Linked DNA regions of Homo sapiens: region 1 is linked to region 2. The links are chromatin loops, found by intact Hi-C in ENCODE. Cell type or tissue: PC-9. All regions are shown on one strand. Links, peaks and the distances in the headings refer to the core of each region. The heading gives the core; the rest is flanking DNA. Region 1 overlaps LAPTM4A (lysosomal protein transmembrane 4 alpha). Region 2 overlaps PUM2 (pumilio RNA binding family member 2).

Region 1 (11,171 bases), core at 2,630-10,629, 250 kb after region 2:
AGCATTTTGGGAGGCCAAGGCAGGTGGATTGCCCAGGAGTTCGAGACCAGCCTGAGCAACATGACGAAACCCCCTCTCTACCAAAAAAAAATATATATTATATTATATATATATTTATATATTATATTATATATATATTTATATAATATATATTTATATATAGATATATAATATATAAATATATATAAAACATATAAAAATATATATACACACACACATACATACATATATATATTAGCGGGGCATGGTGTGGTGGTGCATGCCTGTAGTCCCAGCTACAGGGGAGGCTGAAGTGGGAGGATCACTTGAGCCGGGGAGGCAGAGGTTGCAGTGAGCCTAGATCGCAGTAACTACTCTCCATCCTGGGTGACAGAATGAGACCCTGTCTCAAAATAAAATGTGTGTGATGGCTAACTTATTAATTAAAACATTTGAGGTGTTCATTACACATTTGTTGAATGAATGTCTCCTCCAAAAAATATTGTGAATACTCAGTTGTATCTGCATGTAACAGTAAACAACAACAAAAAACTTTTTTTTTTTAAATTATACTGTAAGTTCTAGGGTACATGTCCACAGCGTGCAGGTTTGTTGCATAGGTATACATGTGCCATGTTGGTTTGCTGCACCCATCAACTCATCATTTACATTAGTTATTTCTCCTAATGCTATCCCTCCCCCAGCCCGCCACCCGCTGACAGGCCCTGGTGTAGGTGTGTGATGTTCCCCACCCTGTGTCCAAGTGTTCTCATTGTTCAGTTCCCACCTATGAGTGAGAACATGCGGTGTTTGGTTTTCTGTCCTTGTAATAGTTTGCTGAGAATGATGGTTTCCAGCTTCATCCATGTCCCTGCAAAGGACATGAACTAATCCTTTTTTATGGCTAAAAAACGTTTTAAAGATAGTCAATTTTGATCTTTATCAGATAACAGGCTTTGCTTAGTTCTGTAGATTGACCCTCCTGTGGGTGCTTTCTCTGCATGGGAAGCCCTTATCTGGATGCCTCCTTAAACCAGACACACTGTTTTAATTATTATCTCAGTAGATACTGGCTCTGGGCAAATTACTGTGGGAAAACTGAAAAATGATTTTTTTTTTAAAGTCTCCAGAGAATCTTCTGGAATAGGTGTGGCAGTGAAAGAAGAAAACAAAGAATTCCTCTCTTCAGGCCCTGTGCTTCCATGGATCTGATACAGTTATTTTGTAACAAGTCAAATCTAACAGATTTCTTATTGTACACACTTACATAAGATGTAGAAGCTTTCAAAAACAATGCACACCACCTGATTTGACTGATTAAATTTACAGTACTGTTAACACATTGAGTGGTGAATCCGCAGCCCATGCTGCTAAAATATTGCTGCATTCTATACCTCTCCATATTGCCAAGTTTAGAAGTTAATAATTTAATCTTTTTTTTTTTTTTTTAAAGAGATGGGGTCTTGCTATGTTGCCTGTGCTGGTGTGCAATGGCATGATTATAGCACACTGCAGCCTTGAACTGGGCTCAAACAATCCTCCCACCTCAGGCACCTGACCAGCTGGGACTACAGGCACACACCACTGTCCCCAGCTTAATCATTCTTTTTAAATTACATTTTTATTAACTTTCTTTCCTGAATACAGTGAAAGGAAAAAGTGAATCAGGAATAAATATTTGTAATAGTTAGTACATAGTTGGATATTTTCAGAGAAATTTTGTATTGTAAGATTACAGTTAATTTTATGTATTTTTTGAAAAGCTAAACATGTAATTTAGAAATATCAACTTTAATCAGAGATAAGTTGCCAGGGCTTACATGTGAGCACAAGGTAGGCGTTCGTTGGTGAATATCTTTAAGATCAAAGGATGCCAGGAGCGGTGGCTCGTGCCTGTCATCCTAGCACTTTAGGAGGCCAATGCAGTAGGATCACTTGAGGCCAGGAGTTCAAGACCAGACTGGACAACATAGTGAGACTCCATCTCTACAAAAAAAATTTTTTTAAGTCACAAGGATGGGTTTTCCAGTGTAATACTTTAAGATGTAAGTTGGGGTTCTAATGAAATGATGTGATCTAATGGAATATAATTAACTCAAAGAAGATTTGGAAAAAGCTTTTAATGAAGTAGCATTGAAATTTATTTCACTGTTTCTTGGTCCTTCTGATTGGCCCTACGATTTATTTTGTTTAATATTTAGTGGTATGACCCACAGTGAAATTAAACTTGAAGTGTCTCTAGTACTAAAAGAAGATAATAGTGGATGAGCGTGTGACTTATCCATGGAAGAGAAGAAAAGTGAAGAGTTCTTTTGTTTTTTAAGAGACAGACTTAGTATTGTTGCCTAGGCTGGTCTCCAGAGCTCAGGCGATCCTTCCCACCTCAGCCTCCCAAGTAGCTGGGACTATAGGTGTGAGATTTTTAGAAATCCTTCATGTAATAAAAATATTTAAGAAGGGAAAATAGAACTCCTAAATGTTTTTGGCATGTCATTCCCTTCATTTAGTAATTGGGTTTGCATGCTTTTCTTGACAAAGGAATTTCTGTACCGCAGAGAGCTTTTTCACTGTGACTATGCTGTGTTTAGCAAAGAAGAGTTTGCCTAATTGATTTCAAACTGATTTCCATACACAGAACATATAACGTTTTAGTAGATATATCTGATAGTTCAGTAATTAATTCACCTAGTTGTATTAGCTCATACTCATACACCACACACGCTGGCCAAAACCCATTGCAGCAAATGTGGGCAACAAAAAAAATCAGCTTTCAACTGGGGAGAGCCACCTTGCAAAAGTGATTGTTCCTGGTAAGTCCTCTCAAGAATTGAAAGATATCATGCCTTGCCTCTGAACAATGCAAGGAAAGAGGCTTGCTGCTGAACATAGACAGTAAAGTCTAAACATTTTATAGCCTTAGATAATGGTTTCTTTGGGAAAGACCTTAAAATAGGAGTTACTGGGGAATGTTTATTAATAATCACGTAGTGCTGAGAAGGAGGATGTCTTAAAAACCAGACTTGTGTCCTGATTCTCCCATCTGTCAGCTCAGCAAGCTTAACACAAGTTATATAGCTTTACTGAATCTTAAGTTTCCCCATCTACACATAGGCTTTGGTAATACTTACTTCACGGGTTGTTGTGAGGAATAAGTGAAGTAATACACGTAAATACACATGTCATAAAGCATATCCTCAATAAATATTGGTTGATTCCAAATTTCATATTGTGGCATTGTTTAGATCACCTACCCTAAAATAAAACTTGATCTGCTTATCTAGCGGATGTTAGTGAAATGACTTCAGCTGATAAAAGGAAAATGCATTTCCTGTGTGTTTATCATTCAAGGTGAAACAGGAGAGAAGTATATAATAGTTTGTTTAAAATACTATCGATAGCTGGCCGACACAGTGGCTCACACCTGTAATCCCAGCACTTTGGGAGGCCAAGGCTGGTGGATCACTTGAGGTCAGGAGTTTGAGACCAGCCTGGCCAACGTGGCGAAACCCCACCTCTACTAAAAATACAAAAATTAGCCAGGCTTGAATGGTGCACGCCTGTAGTCCCAGCTACTCGGGAGGCTGAGGTGTGAGAATGGCCTGAACCCAAGAGGTGGAAGCTGCAGTAAGCCGAGATCGTGCCACTGCACTCCAGCCTGGGTGACAGAGCGAGGCTTGGTCTCAAAAAAAAAAAAAAAAAAAAAGGTCCCAGCTACTTGGGAGGCTGAGGTGTGAGAATTGCTTGAACCCAAGAGGTGGAAGCTGCAGTGAGCTGAGATTGCGCCACTGCACTCCAGCTTGGGTGACAGAGCAAGGCTTGGTCTCAAAAAAAAAAAAAGTCCCAGCTACCCCGGGGACTGAGGCAGGAGAATCGCTTGAACCCAGGAGGTGGAGGCTGCAGTGAGCCGAGATTGCGCTACTGCACTCCAGCCTGGGCGACAGAGCGAGACTCCATCTCAAAAACTAAATAAATTAAAATACTACTGATAGGAACTTAACCCTTGAAAATTCCAGATGTTCACATTTTCACAAAGGGAAGGAGGGCAAATTCTGTGAACTTTACTATGCTAGATAAGGAAGCCTAACTCCAATCCTACGTGAGATTTCTGTCTTGAGTCGTTAACAATACTCTTTCTGAGTACTTAAATGCAGTGAAGCCTCCTGGGATACCACAGGGATTGGCCAACAACTACAGGCACAACTCATTTCCTTTTAAAATGGATTTACAACCCTGGGAGACTAGGAAAATTCAGATATTATAATGGGATTTCAGCAGGCTGTTCCTCTAAAGAGCTAAACAATTTTATTCAGAAGTTGCTAGTTAATGGGAAGGGGCAGCCTCTGGCAGCTTTGTCCTCACCTCTGTTCTCTTTTGTTAGTAACTTAGATGGAAATACTGATTACATGCTGATCCTAAATTCAGGAAGTTGAGACAGTAAATCTGTAGTGTGTCAGAATCCACATCCAGAAAATCTTCATAGGCAAGAATGTAATAAGATGAAACTCAATTACAGGTATATTAAGGCCTATGCTTGGGCCTCTGAATCCAACTGTACAGGTGGGAGCTTAGCACAATCAAGTGTGAAAAAGAACTTGGTGTTTTAGGGAGTTACTCTCATGTGATATTCAGAAAATTTGTAAAGCCAATGCAGGCTGGGTGCGGTGGCTCATGCCTGTAATCACAGCATGTTGGGAGGCTAAAGCAGGAGGATCACTTGAGGCCAAGAGTTCAAGACCAGCCTAGGCAATATGGTGAGACCTTGTTTCTAACAAAAACAAAAAACCTCAGTACAACTTCAGGTTGCATTAATTGAAATTCGTTAGCCAGAATATGAGAACTGAGATCCCATTATGTTCTGACCAGGGTGACTTTACCTCATTTTAATATATGTCCATCAAACTGGAGCATGTGTAAAGAGGAAGACAAAAGGGAAATAGGTAGCTAGGAAACATGCTAGTCAGAGGAATGGCTTAAAGATCTGCATGTCTATTCTAGAGAACACAGTATTTGGAGGCTGTTTTCAGGTATTGGAGCACTTATTTAGAAGGGAGAGCACATTATCTCAAAAGGTAGATTTAAGGCCGGGCGTGGTGGCTCACGCCTGTAATACCAACACTTTGGGAGGCTAGGGCTGGGTGTATCACTTGAGGTCAGGAATTAGAGACCAGCCTGGCCAACATAGTGAAACCCCGTCTCTACTAAAAATACAAAAATCACCCGCGTATGGTCGTGGGCACCTGTAATCCCAGCTACCAGGTGGCTGAGGTGGGAGGATCACATGAGCCTAGGAAGGGGAGGCTTCAGTGAGCTGAGATTGCACCACTGCACTCCACCCTGGGCAATAGAGTGAGACTCCATATCACACACACGCACACATACACATACACACACACACACAAAAGTAAGACTAGTAGATAAGTGACTTTCAGTATCTTGGTAAGTCTCTTAAGCATTTGAGTCTAGCTCTAGAGGAAATAGTGAGTTCTCTGTCACCTGATGAGAGATGCTGTGGAGGGGTTTCGGGCATCTGATGAATAAATATAACAGATGAACAGTAACTTCTTCAAATCCAGAAATTCTGAGATTGGTATATGAATAAATAGGTAGCTTCGAACATGAACCATTTGTAATGATTCTTTAGTTTTAATTTTTTTCTGGTGTATTGGTTAAGCATCTTATCTCTCAAATGGTTAATATTACTTATACTTTATAAAATATTTATTTTTAAATTATTCTCATAGTGGTAATTGCGTATTGTTTTATCTCACAGGTAGTCTCCCACTATTTTATATCTTTGTTACTTCAAGTAAGACAATCTTAAATATGAGAGGACATCTAGAGATTGTGCTAAGATTGCGTCGTGATGGTAATTAATGTAACTGATAGAATGTTATCTTTTCCAGGTAGTAAACCTATTGATGGCAATTTTGCTGACTGTGGAAGTGACTCATCCAAACTCCATGCCAGCTGTCAACATTCAGTATGAAGTCATCGGTAATTACTATTCGTCTGAGAGAATGGCTGGTATGTGTTTAATAGAAAAACAAAAAAATCTCCCCTGCTAATTTTTATATACAGTCCTGTGTTGTTTAATGATGGGGACACATTCTGAGAAATGTCACTGGGTGATATTGTTGTGTGAACATCATAGGGTGTACTTACACAAACCTAGATAGCGTAGCCTACTATACACCTAGGCGATGTGGTAGAGACTCCTAGGCTAAAACCTGTACAGCAGGTTACTGTACCGAATACTGTAGGCAGTTATCATACAGTGGCAAATAGGTGTGTATCTAAAGATGGAAAAATATAGTAATACTGTAAATACACTATTACAGTGTTATGGAACCCTCATGATATATGCAGTCCATTGTTGACCAAAATGTTGTTGGCCCATGTCTGTCTGTCTCCACACACACTGGTTATTTAGGGGATTGATTAGATTATGCTTAAGTTACATTTCAGAAAGTTAAAATGGTTACATAATAAGGGTAACAAGTTAAATTATATTTAAGTCATTCTTGCTGAGGCAGGAAAGTATTTTGATGGGTTTTTCAGAGAGATTCAGTGAGGATTACAATAGAGCATTTCTAGCCAGAAAATGTAATGGACTATTAAGTTTTTGAGAAATGTGTAAAATGTACCTTGAAATCAAAATAAGCATGCAGGCTTCATAAGACTTTTTTTTTAATGTAGCTACTAGTAGAAAGGAGAAGTTGCTATGGTTACAATATATGTGTCCCTCCAAAATTCACATGCTGGAGCTTAACCTCCAAGGTGATGATATTAAGAGGTAGGACCCTTGGGTGGTGATTAGGCCATGAGGGCTCTACCCTTATGAATGGGATAAATGCCTTTCTTTTTTTTTGAGACAGAGTTTTGCGCTTGTTGCCCAGGCTGGAGTGCAGTGGTGCGATCTCGGCTCAGGGCAACCTCTGCCTCCTGGGTTCAAGCGATTCTCCTGCCTCAGCCTCCTGAGTAGCTGGGATTACAGGCACACACCACCACACCCGGCTAATTTTTTGTATTTTTAGAGTTACTCCATGTTGGTCAGGTTGGTCTCGAACTCCCGACCTTAGGTGATCCACCCGCCTCAGCCTCCCAAAGTGCTGGGATTACAGGCGTGCCACAGCGCCCAGCCAGCGCCCTTCATTTTTAAAATCACATTTATATTATTTATTTGTTTAAAAAAAGTTTTTTAGAGAAAAGGTCTTACTTTGTTGTCCCAACTGGAGTGCAGTGGTACAGTAATAGCTCACTGTAACCCAGAATTCCTGAGCTCAAGTGATCCTCCCACCTCAGCTGCCTGAGTAGCTAAATTTTTGTGGAGATCGGGTCTCCCTGTCTTTACCAGGCTGGTCTTGAGCTCCCGGCTTCAAGGGACCCTCCCACTTCAGCCTCCCAAAGTGCTGAGATTACAGGCATGAGCCACTGTGCCCAGCCCATAGCAGACTCTTGAAAGCCGATTATTTGAATTACAAATTTTGCTTTCAAGTTTGATAATACCTGTTTAATTTCATATTTTGTTTTTACCTGAATTCTTCTAAGTGGAAGTTTGCATGTTGTAGCAGGGAAGTCCTTTAAATTCTTAACATTTATCAATCCTGTATCCTCTAAGAAAAAAGTAAAGAGGACTATTCCTAGTTTAGTGCCAAATATTGATGAGGTTTTACTGCCCAGTGATAAATTATATATACATGCTGTGCATGGTGGCTCATGCCTGTAATCCCATCACTTTGGGAGGCCGAGGCAGGTGAATCACTTGAGGTCAGGAGTTTGAGACTAGCCTGGCTAACATGGTGAAATCCTGTCTCTATTAAAAATACAAAAATTAGCTGGGCTTGGTGGCGCAGGCCTGCAATCCTAGCTACTCTGGAGGCTGAGGCAAAAGAATCTCATGAACCTGGGAGGCAGAGGTTGCAGTGAGCTGAGATTGTGCCACTGCACTCCAGCCTGGGTGACAGTGAGATTGTCTCAAAGAAAAAAAAAAAGTTGTATATACATTTACCCAATAGGGAATATTCAGCAGTTGTTCTAGTCATTCATCATTATTAGTGCCCTCAGTATTTTTTTTCTTTTTTCATTTTTAAAACATCTTTTGTGCATACAGGGTCTTGCTATATTGCCCAGGTTGGTCTTGAACTCCTGGCCTCAAGTAATTTTCCCACCTTAGTCTCTCAGAGTACTGAGATTACAGGTGTGGGTTGCCGTGCCCATCCCCCCCAGTTTCTTAATCTCTGCCCAGACGGATCACCTGATGTTGGGAGTTTAGACCAGCCTGGCCAACATGGTGAAACCTCGTCTCTACTAGAAATACAGAAATTAGCTGGATGTGGTGGTGCTTGCCTATAATTCCAGCTACTTGGGAGGCTGAGGCAAGAGAATCACATGAACCTGGGAGGTTGAGGTTGCAGTGAGCCGAGATCGCGCCACTGCACTCTAGCCTGGGCGACAGAGCAAGACTCTGTCTCAGGAAAAGAAAGAAAAAACTGTCCAGAGTCACAGAATCAACTACAGATTTGTGCTAAGAAATTCAGTAAGTCAGGCACGGTTTAGAATTGCTTGAGATTACTTGGCTGTTTTGTGAAAAAATTAGTGAACATGGATTAATGGAGAGTTGGAACAACCTGAGGAAGAGTTGAGAAACGAAGAAGAAAGTAGTGTGTGTTAACATAGATACCAGGGTGCAGGAAGCAATGAATTTTGGTGTTTGGGAGGTTGGGTGGGGAAGTGAGGTTAATGGCGAAATTTGAATTTCAGGTTATATTTATCTAGAGCAAAGGGTAATGTATGTAGCATTCTGAGTTTAATACACTTGTCTTTTAAGCAATTGCCAGCCATTCCTTCCAGCTAAACCCTACTCATAAGACCCATCTTGTGTCATTTCTTCATATTTTTTCCTGATGCTTCAGGCAAAGCAAATTGTTTCTGCCTCTGTTGTAGCACTTGACACATTGGATTATAATGATCTGTTTGCACATCTTCAGATTCCTGGGCTCATAAGGGCACAGGGACCTGTTTCTCTAGCAGAGAATGTGGTTCATGTGCCATCCTACACCCATGTCAGTGAGTCGTTGGAGCGATTTAACAAATAAGTGCTTTGTGTGAATGTCTCAAGGTTCCTTACTTCATGCTGAGACTTTGATTTTTTTTTTTTTTTTTTACCCTCTTGGCCTTAGATCTTTTTATAGCCAATTTTGAAAATATTTAAATTTAATATTTTAAAGCTAGCTTTAAGTGAAGTTTTGTTCTTTTTGTTGTGTAAGTAGCTTAATTAGATTTTTGTTTTTGTTTTCTTAGATAATGCCTGTGTTCTTTTTGCCGTCTCTGTTCTTATGTTTATAATCAGTTCAATGCTGGTTTATGGAGCAATTTCTGTAAGTATACTGTATTTTCATCTTTTAGAGTTTGACCTTAGGGGAGCTTAGTAATTTCCTATATGTGATACAATGTTATGGTTGTTATTTTTTCTCCAGTATCAAGTGGGTTGGCTGATTCCATTCTTCTGTTACCGACTTTTTGACTTCGTCCTCAGTTGCCTGGTTGCTATTAGTTCTCTCACCTATTTGCCAAGAATCAAAGAATATCTGGATCAACTAGTAAGTGTGTATGCTCATTAAACTTATTTTTTTTTCATTTTGAGTAAAATGTTTACATTTAAATTCTGAATCAGCCTTAGGTATTATTTTTAACTACTCCGCTTGCTTTTGAAAGTGTCTTAAAATAATTATTTCTGCTCTCTTAGCTACTGTGACAAAACTGGCAAGATGAAAGTAGAGTAATTTCTTACCATCCATTTGGATAATGCAGTATTAAGAGTTCCTAGAAATGGATATTATGGAACTAGTAGTTCAGCTTTTGTTTTTGAGCATCCAAAGGTACAGTAATTTGACTGTGTATGGCACTCTTTAAGTGACTAGCTTATTGTCTTTACAGACATCTGTAGCAAGTATTCCAGTGCCTACTATGTTTTTAGCCCTTTGCTAGGCACTGTTGGTGAATGGTGTGGATATAAAGATAACTGCGAATATTACAGTTTAGCGAGCAAACTGTAATATTTGGGGAGTCAAGATACATGAAGATGTTACCTGTGATAACAAGCGGGAGCTGTCACAGCAGCAGCAAATAAGGAACTTCGATTAATGTCATATGGAGGGGGGCAGGGAAAACTCTGGGCTGGGTGGCCAAGGAGGGCGTCGTGGAGGTGGTCAGAAGGAGATATGGGATCTAGGTAGATGAAAATTGGCAGGAGTATCCTCAGTTCATTTCCAAAGTGCTGTCTTTCAGAACTTTTCTTCCCACTACCAGATTTCCTGCCTAGCCCATTTTCCACACCACCAAATTCATCATTCATTTATTCAGAAAACATTCGCTGGTTGCTCTTATGTGCAAGGCACTCTGCTAGGTCATAGAGATGCATCAGTGGAGCTTACTTCCTGGTGAAGGAATCAGGAAGTTGACAGTTAACTGATACACCATTGTAGGTTACTGTGGGAGTGGATATCACATGGGTACTAAACCTGGGCTGGGAAGTGAGATTTGAATTGTACTCAGGAGTTTGAACAGGAATTAAGATAGAGAAAGTATAGAAGACAATGTTCCAGATAAAAGAGAGACCTTGAGGCAAGAAGCAGCATAGTGAGGGCACTAGAAGCTGGCCATGGTGGCTGGCACACAGAGGGAGGGTGGGGAAGCCTGGAGAAAGGTGGCCAGGGGCAGGGCTGTTGGCCTGGTCAGCCACGGTCAGCGGCTTCTGTGTGGCTCTCTGCTCATGTCATCTCCGGGGGAGAAATTTCAAGTGGTGCCTCCCTGCCTTCTGAGTAAAACCCTTAGCATAGCATTCCCTCATGAGCTCCACCTTCTGTGTTTTTCTTTTTGTTTATAGATGAAGATCAAAAAAACAGCTTTTTTCCCAAGGAGACAACCTGGCTGGGGTTTGGGGAGTAGTGTGTTCTTAAAATTTTTTTTTTCTATTTTTTTCAGTCCTTTGGGATTTCTGTTTATGTTGCTTTTTAAATGAAAATGTAATTAGGCCTTCTTGTTGACATTTCCATTAAAAACAAGCATAACTTAAAAAAATTAAATCAGCTTTATAGAAAAGAAGATAAAAATTTATTATTCCTTTTAGAGACCCTGGTGTTTTCTCTCCTCTGTTTTGTTCACTTAGTGCCTCAGACTGGAAGGTATTTCCT
Region 2 (11,171 bases), core at 1,326-9,325:
TAAAAGCCAAAGCTGGCCAGGTGCAGTGGCTCACACCTGTAATCCTAGCTCTTTGGGATGCCGAAGCGCCTGGCCTGGGTGACAGAGTGAGACTGTCTAAAAATGAAAACAACAACAAAAAAGCTGTATTTATTGTCTGTGTAAGTAAGGAAAAGTTGTGTGCTGATCAGGCACAGTCTTATTTGAACAAAGCGATTTGCTGATCTTAGTTGGGGTTCTTGGGAAGAGTTTGTTTTAGGTTGAGGTGGCTACAAAGACAGAAATGAGTTAGTCTGAGGCATTGTTTATATTGATTATACAGGCAAGAATAGGTTGATATCTGCCTTAGAATTTTGTTTATTGGAATGAGTCTGCTAATGGGCTGACTTTCAAAACTTGAGGCTGTCCCTGTTGTTTTTGGGGGGGCTGGGGGGGCTTTGAGCGATATCTTGACTGAAATATTGTCACTAATCAGTTTGAAACCCACTTCTGACAGTCAGTATTTTCCTAGGAGACTGACTTTTTTTTTTTTTTTGAGACAGAGTCTCGCTCTGTTGCCCAGGCTGGAGTGCAGTGGCACGATCTCGGCTCACTGCAAGCTCCGCCTCCCGGGTTCACACCATTCTCCTGCCTCAGCCTCCCGAGTAGCTGGGACTACAGGCGCCCACCACCACGCCTGGCTAATTTTTTGTATTTTTCGTAGAGACGGGGTTTCACTGTGTTAGCCAGGATGGTCTCCATCTCCTGACCTTGTGATCCGCCTGCCTCGGCCTCCCAAAGTGCTGGGATTACAGGCGTGAGCCACCGCGCCCGGCCAAGACTGATTTTTAAAGTCAAGATCTTGTTTTAAAAAACGGGGAAGAAATTTCAGATTTATATTTGATATCTTAGCTACGACAATGAAACTAAGCTGTCATTAGCTTTTGGTGTGGACTTGGATGTGATTCTATAAGGATGTGAGCTTTTCTGGTGCCATTTAACTGGATGTTACTATGTAAAGTGTTGGTATAATACAGAGAACCACTAAACTGTGGGTCTGATAGAAGTAACTTGAAGAGGTCATTTAGTTTGTGTATAAGCATTCTATGTATTTTGGACTTAAGTTTTCTAGGACCAGCATTGTCCAGTAGAAATACAATGTGAGCCAGAAAATGTAGTTTAAGATTTTGTAGTAGTCACAATATAAAAGTAAAAAGCAATAAAATTAATTTCAATAATACTCTTTAATTTGTCCCAACATATCCAAAATATAATAATTTCAGCATGTTAATAAATTCAGGCTCCTGGCTAGGTTGGATGAGTTTCTAGGTAGATGTTATGAATAGAGTTTACAAAACTTATATTTTTTATAATATATCCTTTCATTTTTACAATGTGTCCTTTTTATTTTATTTTTACGATGTATCCTTTTCATTGTTTTATTTTTACGGTGTACCCTTTTTATTATTTTTACAATGTATCTTTTTATTGTTTTATTTTTACAATGTACCCTTTTTTTGGTAAACTCTATTCGGTGTTTTAATAGTCCTCATTTCAGGTTCAGCTTACCTGGCTATCTGTAGAAATAAAAGCTTTTTATTTTAGTGATTCAGTCAAATATACTGGGCTTTTTTCCCCTTTGAATGCAACGTGAAACCGAGAGTTTGACTTTTAAAAATACATTAATACAAATAAAGATGTCCTAAAATTCCACTGATAACATTTTAGGACATGTTTGTTATGTAAGTCAGGAATCATGACATTTTATTCATTACTTTAATGGTGAAGCTTATTGTGCATAAAACTATTTACTTTCTAGGAATCAAATATTATCTTGAATAAAGTAGACTAGAGCAGGAACAATTTATTCTTATTTTCCTAGTTTCCCTTCTATTTTTCTTTCTGCTTATATTATCTAGTGCTTTCTTGTCTTGACTCAGTTTCATTTTCCTAACCACATAAATGCTGACGTCTCATTTGTTTTCTTATAATTTGCAGTTGTTCTGTGAGAATCGTGACTGAAATATGAAAAATATTTTAAAATTTAAGGTTTTCAACTCAAATACCATTGTAGCATGCTTGGTACCAGAATGTTCCCCAGTTTTGTGTTATAGATTGGAAAGTAAAATATTTTAAAAGTATCTTGTAATCCATCTCAGTAGTCAAAATTCTCTGAGAGAAACGATGAATGAGCATTTAAAAAATCTTAGTTTTATGGAATCTGTGTTCCCTGAATATATTATCTGTATAGTGTCAGACCCAAAAATTGGCATTCATTAAATGTTGAATAGATGGTTAAGTGTCCTATCAGTTTATTGGTAGCCTTGAGGTTGGATTCCTTGAGGATGGATTCTCATCTTTTCCCTTTAAGACCATTGCTGTCACCCATCAATACTTTGTCTTTTATTATAAAGACATGTTCTTCTCTAAGTCTTCTTCCTGCCCCCTTTTATAATCTGATGATAGGTAGCTAACCTCATGTCTATGTAAAATCTAGTAACTTTTTATTCGGGGGTCGGGTGTGGGGTTTAGGTCCAGCAGTGGTTCCACCTCAGTATTACGGCGTTCCATGGGGGGTGTATCCAGCCAACTTATTTCAGCAGCAAGCTGCAGCTGCGGCAAATAACACAGCCAGTCAGCAAGCAGCATCACAAGCTCAGCCTGGACAGCAACAGGTAGGCCTTCCTTCTATTAAGTAATACCAAGTATTCTTTGAAATTCTTTGAGCTCCTAATGTTTAAGATTTGTGTTTTTCGACTTACGTTTCCTCACTGTGTAACACGACTCCTGGCATACAGTTGATACGCAAGTATTTATGCATGGGATTTTATTTTTCCTAATCAGTATTATATGAATTTAAAAGATTTGGTTATATTCAGTTTCTGTGTTTCTGTTATTTTGCGATCTTGAAATCTCTAGCAGTTTCTAAATTTCTTTTCATCACTTCATGTTAGTGTGTTAATAATGTTCCTATCAAAATAATTATTCCTTCATATTTTTCCAGGTATTTAAATTACAATTTTAAATGTTAATGTGTTTCTGACCAGTAAAAAGGGATTAGTAGGTATTTTTTATTTTTAAGCAAGAAATGATAAAATATTTTCACTAAAGGTTAGCTTTAATTTCTGGAAAAAGAAAGATGTTTATATCTTTAAAATTTTGAGCCTTTTTCAAAAGAACTAACTTGATAAATCTAAAAACACTATAATAAATAACAGAATTCTGACTGTCACATTCATTGTATTTATACCGAAGAAGCACCATGGTATTGCTTACTTGGCAGTTAAACTTTATTCTGAATTTCCTTTAATATATTTTATTTTTTATTTTATTTTATTTTTATTTTTAGCAGTCTTACTCTGTCACCTAGGCTGGAGTGTAGTGGCACGATCTTGGCTCACTGCAACTTCCACCCCAGGTTCAAGTGACTCTTATACCTCAGTCTTCCAAGTAGCTGGGATTACAGGTGTGCACCACCACACCCAGCTAATTTTTTCTATTTTTATTAGAGACGGGGTTTCACCATGTTGGCCAGGCTGGTCTTGAACTCCTGGCCTCAAGTAATCCACCCACCTCGACCTTTCAAAGTGCCGGAATTATAGGCGTGAGCCACCGCTCTCGGGTAATATATTTTGATTCTACATAGATGCTCTGTTGAAGCTGTTTTTGGCTCAGTCCTTTGACATCATATCACTTCATTGTTTAATAAATTATTTTGTAATCTGTATGTTTGGACAAATGTAATGTCACATTAGCTTAAAATATACACACCTGTGTTTGATGCTTACTTACAGAGAAGGACTTACGACTCCCACTTGTCCTGAGTTGTTTAAAATTAATGATTAAATTTATCATGCTTATGTATGATTGCTACAACAGCTATGTATTGCGGAATAGTAAACCTTGACCAGACTAAGTTTTCACCTTGTTTTGATATATAATCCTGTGTTCTTTTAAAAATATGTTTAAAAGCAGCTTTTACTCTTATTAAGGCTTCTGAATCCTGAAAACTTGGTTTGGTCTGCATCAGTCTCGTAACAAATTCGAATTTATTTGCCGAATCTTTCCGTATTTCCTTTTTCAGCCTTAGTGTTGTTTTGTTTTGTTTTGTTTTGTTTTTTTTGAGATGGAGTTTTGCTCTTGTTGCCCAGACTGGAGTGCAATGGAGTGATCTCAGCTCACCACAACCTCTGCCTCCCGGCAGCAATTCTCTTGCCTCAGCCTCCCAAGTAGCTGGGATGACAGGCACGTGCCATCATGCCTGGCTAATTTTGTATTTTTAATAGAGAACAGGGTTTCTCCATGTTGGTCAGGCTGGTCTTGAACTCCCGACCTCAGGTGATCCGCCTGCCTTGGCCTCCCAAAGTGCTGGGATTACAGGTGTGAGCCACTGCGCCCAGCCTAGAAAATAATTTTAATAAAATCTAATTTTAGGCCGGGTGCAGTGGATCACTTGAGGTCAGGAGTTAGAGACCAGCCTGGCCAAAATGGTGAAACCCCGTCTCTACTAAATACAAAAACTTAGCCAAGCGTGGTGGCGTGCGCCTGTTGTCCTAGCTACTGGGGAGGCTGAGGTGGGAGAAGCACTTGAATCCAGGAGGTAGAGGTTGCAGTGAGCTGAGATCATGCCATTGCACTCCAGCCTGTGTGATAGAGCGAGACTTCGTCTCAGAAAAAAATCTAATTTTAAAGTCTTAAGATTTTGCCATTCCTCCTACTCCCAAACAAATCTTTGGGGAAAAAAAAAAAAAAAACTACCAACTGTCAGCCATGGGCCTGACGGCGCTAAGCTCTGGGGCTCCGTGCACTGACGTGGGGCCAGCCACAGGGAGGCGGGGATCAAGTAGCGGAGGCCAGGATTTTGGCCACCTCCCGGGCAAGTTGCAGGGCAGTGGCGCCGGGAGCAAAAGCAGCATGATGCAGCTCATGCACCTGGAGTCCTTTTATGAAAAAACCTCCTCCTGGGCTTATCAAGGAAGATGACACTAAGCCAGAAGACTGCATACCAGATGTACCAGGCAATGAACATGCCAGGGAATTTCTGGCTCACACACCAACTAAAGGACTTTGGATGCCACTGGAGAAAGAAGTCAAAGTTAAGCACTTACTTTTCATTGGATTGCTTCATAATTTCTTGGTGATGGAAAATTCATTCCTAAAGCAACAAGATTAAAGGATGCTTGGGTTGGCGTTGCAAACGGTATGGTCACCAAATGGGCGACAAACAATGCCCTTTCTTTATCAAAGGTAACTGAAAGAGCAGTTCAGAGTAGCACATGAAGATCCCATATATGGCAGCATGTGAGGCAATAAAAGACATGAAAAGGATGTAAGGATACAGCAGTTAAAACAGTTATTGGAGGATTCTATCTTGGATGAAGATGGGAGCAGCTCCAGTTCCTCTGAAGTAAAGAGAAACACAAGAAAAAGAAGAGGAAAGAAAAGGAAGAAAGAAAAGAAAAAGAAGAAAAAATGGAAGTACAAATCTTCCAAGTCAAATGAGAGTTCTGACTAAGGGTGACGAGGACTTGACTTGTTCAACATTCTCTTCTCAAGAATTAAACACTGTAGCCAAGGAACAGAGGAATATGCAGTCGGTCGGATAAAGTACCAGAATAGAGACGCCGAGCGAGGAGGATATGTGGGTCACAGCAGTGAGCTCCCACCTGCCTTCCAGTGAAGATGTGACCCCAGGAGAAGTATCTCCTTCCATGTACTAGCTCTGGACAGAGGCTGACTTTAGGCAGGAAAGTTTCTTCGATGTTGTCCTCCCTGCTGGTCACATGAGTTTACCATTCATTCTTTTGAAATGTCTTCCACAAGGTGGCAGGACTGAGGGAATCTCTAAGGCATGTCTTCCAGGCCCTGCCACAGCTTGTGCCTTCCACAGTGTGGACTCAGTTCCAGCAGATGTCAGGCTGGAGTCTTCTCTGTTGTTGAGAATAATAAAAGCTCATTATTATTATTATTATTTTTTAAACTACTTTGTTAAAGAGCACAGATATTAGAAATAGTTTTTAACCAAAGATTTTCTGTAACCTCCATGTTGCTTTATAGATTGTTCTAGCTGTTAAGAGCTAGTGATTGTGTTTTTGATGTTAATGTATTTTGTGATTTTTCATGCTAAATCTACATTTCCTTGCATGTAAATGTTTAAAAAATATCCAAAGGCTGTTTGTAATAAATACACAGTTGTCCAAGATAAATTTACTTATCTATTATTTTATATTGATTTTAAGAAAATCATTTTACCTTTGTAGGTTCTCCGTGCTGGAGCAGGTCAGCGTCCTCTTACTCCCAATCAGGGTCAGCAAGGGCAGCAAGCAGAATCACTTGCGGCAGCTGCAGCAGCAAATCCAACATTGGCTTTTGGTCAGGGTCTTGCTACTGGCATGCCAGGTATACAATTGGTCATTTGTGGAAATTTGAATAGATTTCAGATGTTAAGTGTAGGTACTCACACTGAAGAGTGAAAAAAATCAAACTGTATTTAAAATCTTGCCTACCTTGTAACAAAATATTTAGAACTCAGATGCTAATAATTGAAATCAGTATTGATTGTGAGACTCAACGACAGGAATGGTAAATTGAGACTCAACGACAGGAATGGTAAATATGTATCAGAATTCTCAACACAGCCATTTTTTTATAGCATCTATCTAATCCTAACCCAGAATTTTTAATATATTGCTTCAAGAAGTAAAACAGTTATTGAGAGTTGGTATGCAAGACAATCTATTTGCCACTCCTGCTTTATAAGAATAATCTTTTAGTTAATAGCAGAAGTTTGCCGCTAATGTTTCTTACTTTGAACCCTGTTTAATCTTGTTTAGCCCATTTATAGCGTTTAAAACTATTATTTATAACTTAATAGCAACAGTGTCGATAATGTGTCTTTGAAAGCCTAGTATAAAAAATTACAGTATAAAATTTCTACCCATTGCTACTGTACAACTTTTGGGAAAGGGCAACAAAGTACTTTTTTGTGAAATGATCACTAATAATAATGGAGGAAGAACGGTTGTTTTCTAAGTAAAAAAAATGCAGCATTTGTTTTTAAACTTTAAAGCTATATTTGAATATCAGTAGATAAGGCATAACTTGCCATTCTCTTTTGGAGATTTAAGTATGCTTTTTTTCACTTTTGGTATATCAGTGGTTGTCCGTATATGGGTTACTTACTAATGATATTTGAGTTCCAATTTCCATTTAATCATAATGCAGTTTACTTTTCTATTCAGATCATTTAGGAAATGTGTTCAGTGTATTGGAAAAAATAATGACTTGCATGATTGAGAGTTTCTTTTATATATTAAGTACTTGTAAATACTTTGGTTTGTTGTTTGAAGGATTTCTATTTCAATTACATTTATTCTTTCTCTCTGGAATTTTAAGATCTGAATTTATCATCTTGTCTGGTTCACGGGATAAAGAGATTTTCATCCTGCTGTCCCTGAAGTAGAAATGATAGTAGAGTGGGTGGCATTCTCATTATTTTATTTTTTATACCCCAGCCATATATTTTTGCTTCCTGGACTCTACTGTCATGGAGTCATTGTGGATTAGAGACCTTGGCAAAAGCAGACTTTTGAGAAATGGACTGTGAAGCTGAAGTTGTTTTAGGCACATGGACGTTGGGCTGAAAAGTGAGCTGGGAGTTTTTGAGGGCCACTGAGACTATTTTGGGTTCTTCTTAGGTTTTAGCTATATGTAGAACGGAGAGAGGAGTTATGGAGTACAACAATTTTTCCTGCTTAACTAGTTTCTCTGTGGAACCTGGAATTAAGAAGAGTGCCTCTGGCCTGCATGTGTTTGCTGTGTCCTGTAACTCATTGATCCTCCTAGGCTCTTGATGCTGGCCCTATTACTCATTTCTTAGGCACGTGCCACCACACCCAACTTTTTTTTTTCTTTTGTATTTTTAGTAGAGACGGGGCTTCACCATATTGGCCGGCTGGTCTTGAACTCCTGACCTCATGATCCACCCACCTTGGCCTCCCAAAGTGCTGGGATTACAGATGTGAGCCACCACGCCCAGCCACACAACATGTCTTAAAGTGGATTACTTAATCTTTTGAGCCACAACTTTTTAGCCTTTTTAGAAATACAAACGAAAAAACCACTCTCATAAGAAGGGCCTTACTAGGATTTGTATTTGTATGTTTCAGTGACTTTTGGGCTGTTCACATGATCCCCTCACACTAAAACTTTCTTTGATGCCTTCTTTACTTCATTGTGCCCAGACTATGATGATGAAATAATTCTCATTTTCCATATCCAAATAGTTACATAGTTATAAAGCTAATGTGTATACTAAAAAGGGCTCACTTGAGAAAATCGATGTTCCTTCAGGCCTCATACTTTAGCTCTTCTTTCTAGCTTTCTTCAGTACTTTATCAGATCCCTAGTTACTGTTCTATTCTTAACTCTTCTGCTTTATATCCTGTGTGCTATTGTTTTTCCGTCTTGAATCTTTAGTCTTTCCCTCTCCCAATCCTTCCTTTCAACCCCACTGTGCTATTCTGCCTGTTCATCCTAAAAAGCTTTATCTCTGCTCTGCTTCCCTCATGGACTATTTGTCAAAATTTATACTCTATCCCATAACTTTTAAATTCTGCCTCTATAATTCCTTTGCAGTATCTCTAATATAACTTAGTGACAGTTACAAAGTATAATTTCCTCTGTATCTTTTTTTATGCTCAGTTTGTTGCAGTTCACCCTGTTGACTGTGTCCAACTCTTTGTAACTCTTTTCTGCGGAGTGGTATTTCACTCATAGCCTTTTCACCTCTCATTGCTTTTTTATCAGTCTCTGCTTCCTCTATGTATATCCTTAAATATAAAAGACAGTCTGGCTTAATGGCTGCCTTCTTCAGAGTCAGATTTGCTGTATTTCCACCACATAGCTATTGTTTAACCGTGCCCAAGTTATTTTCCTTTTTGAATTTTCGTTTCAGATAGGAAAAGTGGAGATACTTTAGACTTATTCCTCAGGAGAGTATATTTGCATTAATCCTTTCAACTATTATCCCTGTGAATTTACATCTGCATCTTGGATTCTTTTCTGAACACCTAATACATGTCTGTCCTTATACCAGACATTTCTACTTTTATGTTGCAGGCACTCCTCAAATTGAAAATGTCAGAAAATGAACTCACATTTCCAAATTTTCCTGTCTACTGTTTACCTTGTTTCACTTTACTTTCTCTAGAACTAGAAACTCTTGGCTGCAACTTCAAAGTTACCTTTAACTATTGGTTTTCTTCTGTGCCTCCACATCCAATAACTTGCCAATTCTCTACCATTCTGTCTCATGGTCATTTTTATTTTTATGGAGACAGTGTCTGTGTTGCGAGACTGGTCTTGAACTCCTGGCCTCAAGCAATTTTCCTGCCTTGGCCTCCCAAAGTGCTGAGATTATGGGCCTACCAAATCTCTCAACTTCCTTCATAGTCCTGTGCTTTAATGCACTAGACCATATACTGTTACCCAAACATACCATGCACTTCTATGCCTCTAGTCCTAGCTCATGTTCTTTTTTTTTCTAGCTTAAAATACCCCTTTATAAATTTTAAACAAAATTGGTGTATATAGTTCTTGCTTTTTAAAATTTCAGCCCATAAACATTTTGTGATTAACTATCCTTCTCATCTTTTAATATGGTCCCTTTCATGAAGCTTTCCTCAATCTTTCCCAGTGCTCATTCATTGATAATTACTCCCTTGTCTGCTCTCTTTGGTATATTACTTGCATCTTCTTTTAGTACTTCTGTGTGCCTTGCATTTCATTTAGCTATTTGTGGTTTATTTTCACCATTCTACAACTCTTATTTTAATGTGGTCGTAGATGGGAAATGTCTTAGAGAGTTTTGTTTCTCTGAAGGGAAGTTGTTAGATCTATGTCATATGTTAAAGTAAATGGCATTTTAGAATTAAGAAGGGGTGTGTTTCCTCCTGTGCTAGATTGCATAATTCTTGAGTACGAGGACCATGTTTTTTTGTTTTTGTTTTTCAATTCCCCATGTCTTGTCTTCATTCTTCCCTACGTCGTTTTTTTTTCCTTTTCCCACTCTTCATACATTCATCTAACCAGTCACAGACTTTCTCAGTAGCAAAAAGATAATTCAGATGAGATCAGGCACGATCAGGGTTGTATGGCCATAGACAAAAAGAATGGAAATTAGCAACTTTTGAACAGAATTACAGTGAAAATGCTGCATATTTAAACTTGTGGATTAGAACAAAAACATAGCATAGAGAATATATAGGTTTTAATGATTACATTAGAAAATTAGGCTGGAAATGAATGAGTTAAGCATTTATCCAGAAACTCTAAAAAAAAGAGAGAGAATAAAACCAAAGAATGTAGAAGGAAGCAAATAATAAAAATAGGAGCTGATATGAATGAAAAGTAATAAACAAAATAATTATCCCGGAAATTACTTTGAAGACAATGAAGTTGACCACCTCTTTGAAAAGACAATAAAGTTGATAACCTCAGAGACTCATCAAAACAGAGAAGGCATAAATAACCAATAACAGGAAAAGTAATCATTAGCTATTAGGAACAATCTCATGTTAGTAAATTAGAAAATGTTGACTAGATAAATTATGATGTCCATCTTTATCATAAATAGAAATTCTGTTCTTATAATTCTTAGGCCAAAAAATAAGGGGAATCCTTGACTACTTTTTACCTCACATCCCACGTCTAATTTCAGCAAATCTCTAGGGTTCTCCGAATTCAACTACCTTTCTACTGTCACTTCTATTTTGACTTGGTCCTCATTACTTCTCCTCTGGATTAGCTTTCCATCTGGCTTCTCACATCTTCTTGTCCCTCTTTTCTCCCCTATGGAGTCCTCTCTCTACATAGTAACTTGGGTGTAAGAAAAGTCGAAGTAATTCACTCCTCTCCTCAAAACTCTAATGGTTTCCTGCCTGAAGTCAGAGTAAAAGCTCAAGTTATTAACAGTGACCTGTAAGGATCTGGCCCCTTGTTGCCTGTCTTACTCTTTGCTCCGTCTCTCTTTCAGTCGTACTGGCTTACTTTCTGTGTCTTCTATTTGGAGATGCCTTCCTACAGATATCTGCTTGACTAGTTCTCCCAGTTTCTTTAGATTTTTCCTCATATGTCATCTTGTTATGGAGATTCTTCATGATTCTCAGCTTTGAATTATTAACACTGTTGTCACTGCCCAATAACTTCTATCC

What was found. Hi-C counts contacts between places; a loop is a spot of excess contacts. Peaks named below come from ENCODE experiments on the same cell type or tissue, not always from the same donor. Only the 100,000 strongest peaks of a DNase experiment are listed, where the experiment ranks them.
Region 1: it touches region 2 in a loop (3.0-fold over the local background); 1 of 110 quality-filtered maps calls a loop at or near these places.

What each region holds. Positions count from the first base shown.
Region 1 is chr2:20,035,723-20,046,893 of GRCh38, reverse strand. It overlaps LAPTM4A (lysosomal protein transmembrane 4 alpha), which reads left to right. Exons shown (of 7, transcript NM_014713.5): 2 at 5,883-6,003; 3 at 9,280-9,356; 4 at 9,456-9,578. Among named protein-coding and RNA genes, the nearest start is that of LAPTM4A, 10 kb to the left of the region's middle. In PC-9, for the core only: no CTCF peak of the experiment used is centred there; DNase peaks (open chromatin) are centred at 5,953 and 6,233; H3K27ac peaks cover 2,013 bases.
Region 2 is chr2:20,285,838-20,297,008 of GRCh38, reverse strand. It overlaps PUM2 (pumilio RNA binding family member 2), which reads left to right. Exons shown (of 21, transcript NM_015317.5): 9 at 2,491-2,633; 10 at 6,219-6,357. It also overlaps the pseudogene LOC100421404. Among named protein-coding and RNA genes, the nearest start is that of PUM2, 59 kb to the left of the region's middle. In PC-9, for the core only: CTCF peaks have their summits at 5,595 and 5,799 (motif pointing right); DNase peaks (open chromatin) are centred at 5,798 and 7,788; H3K27ac peaks cover 3,604 bases.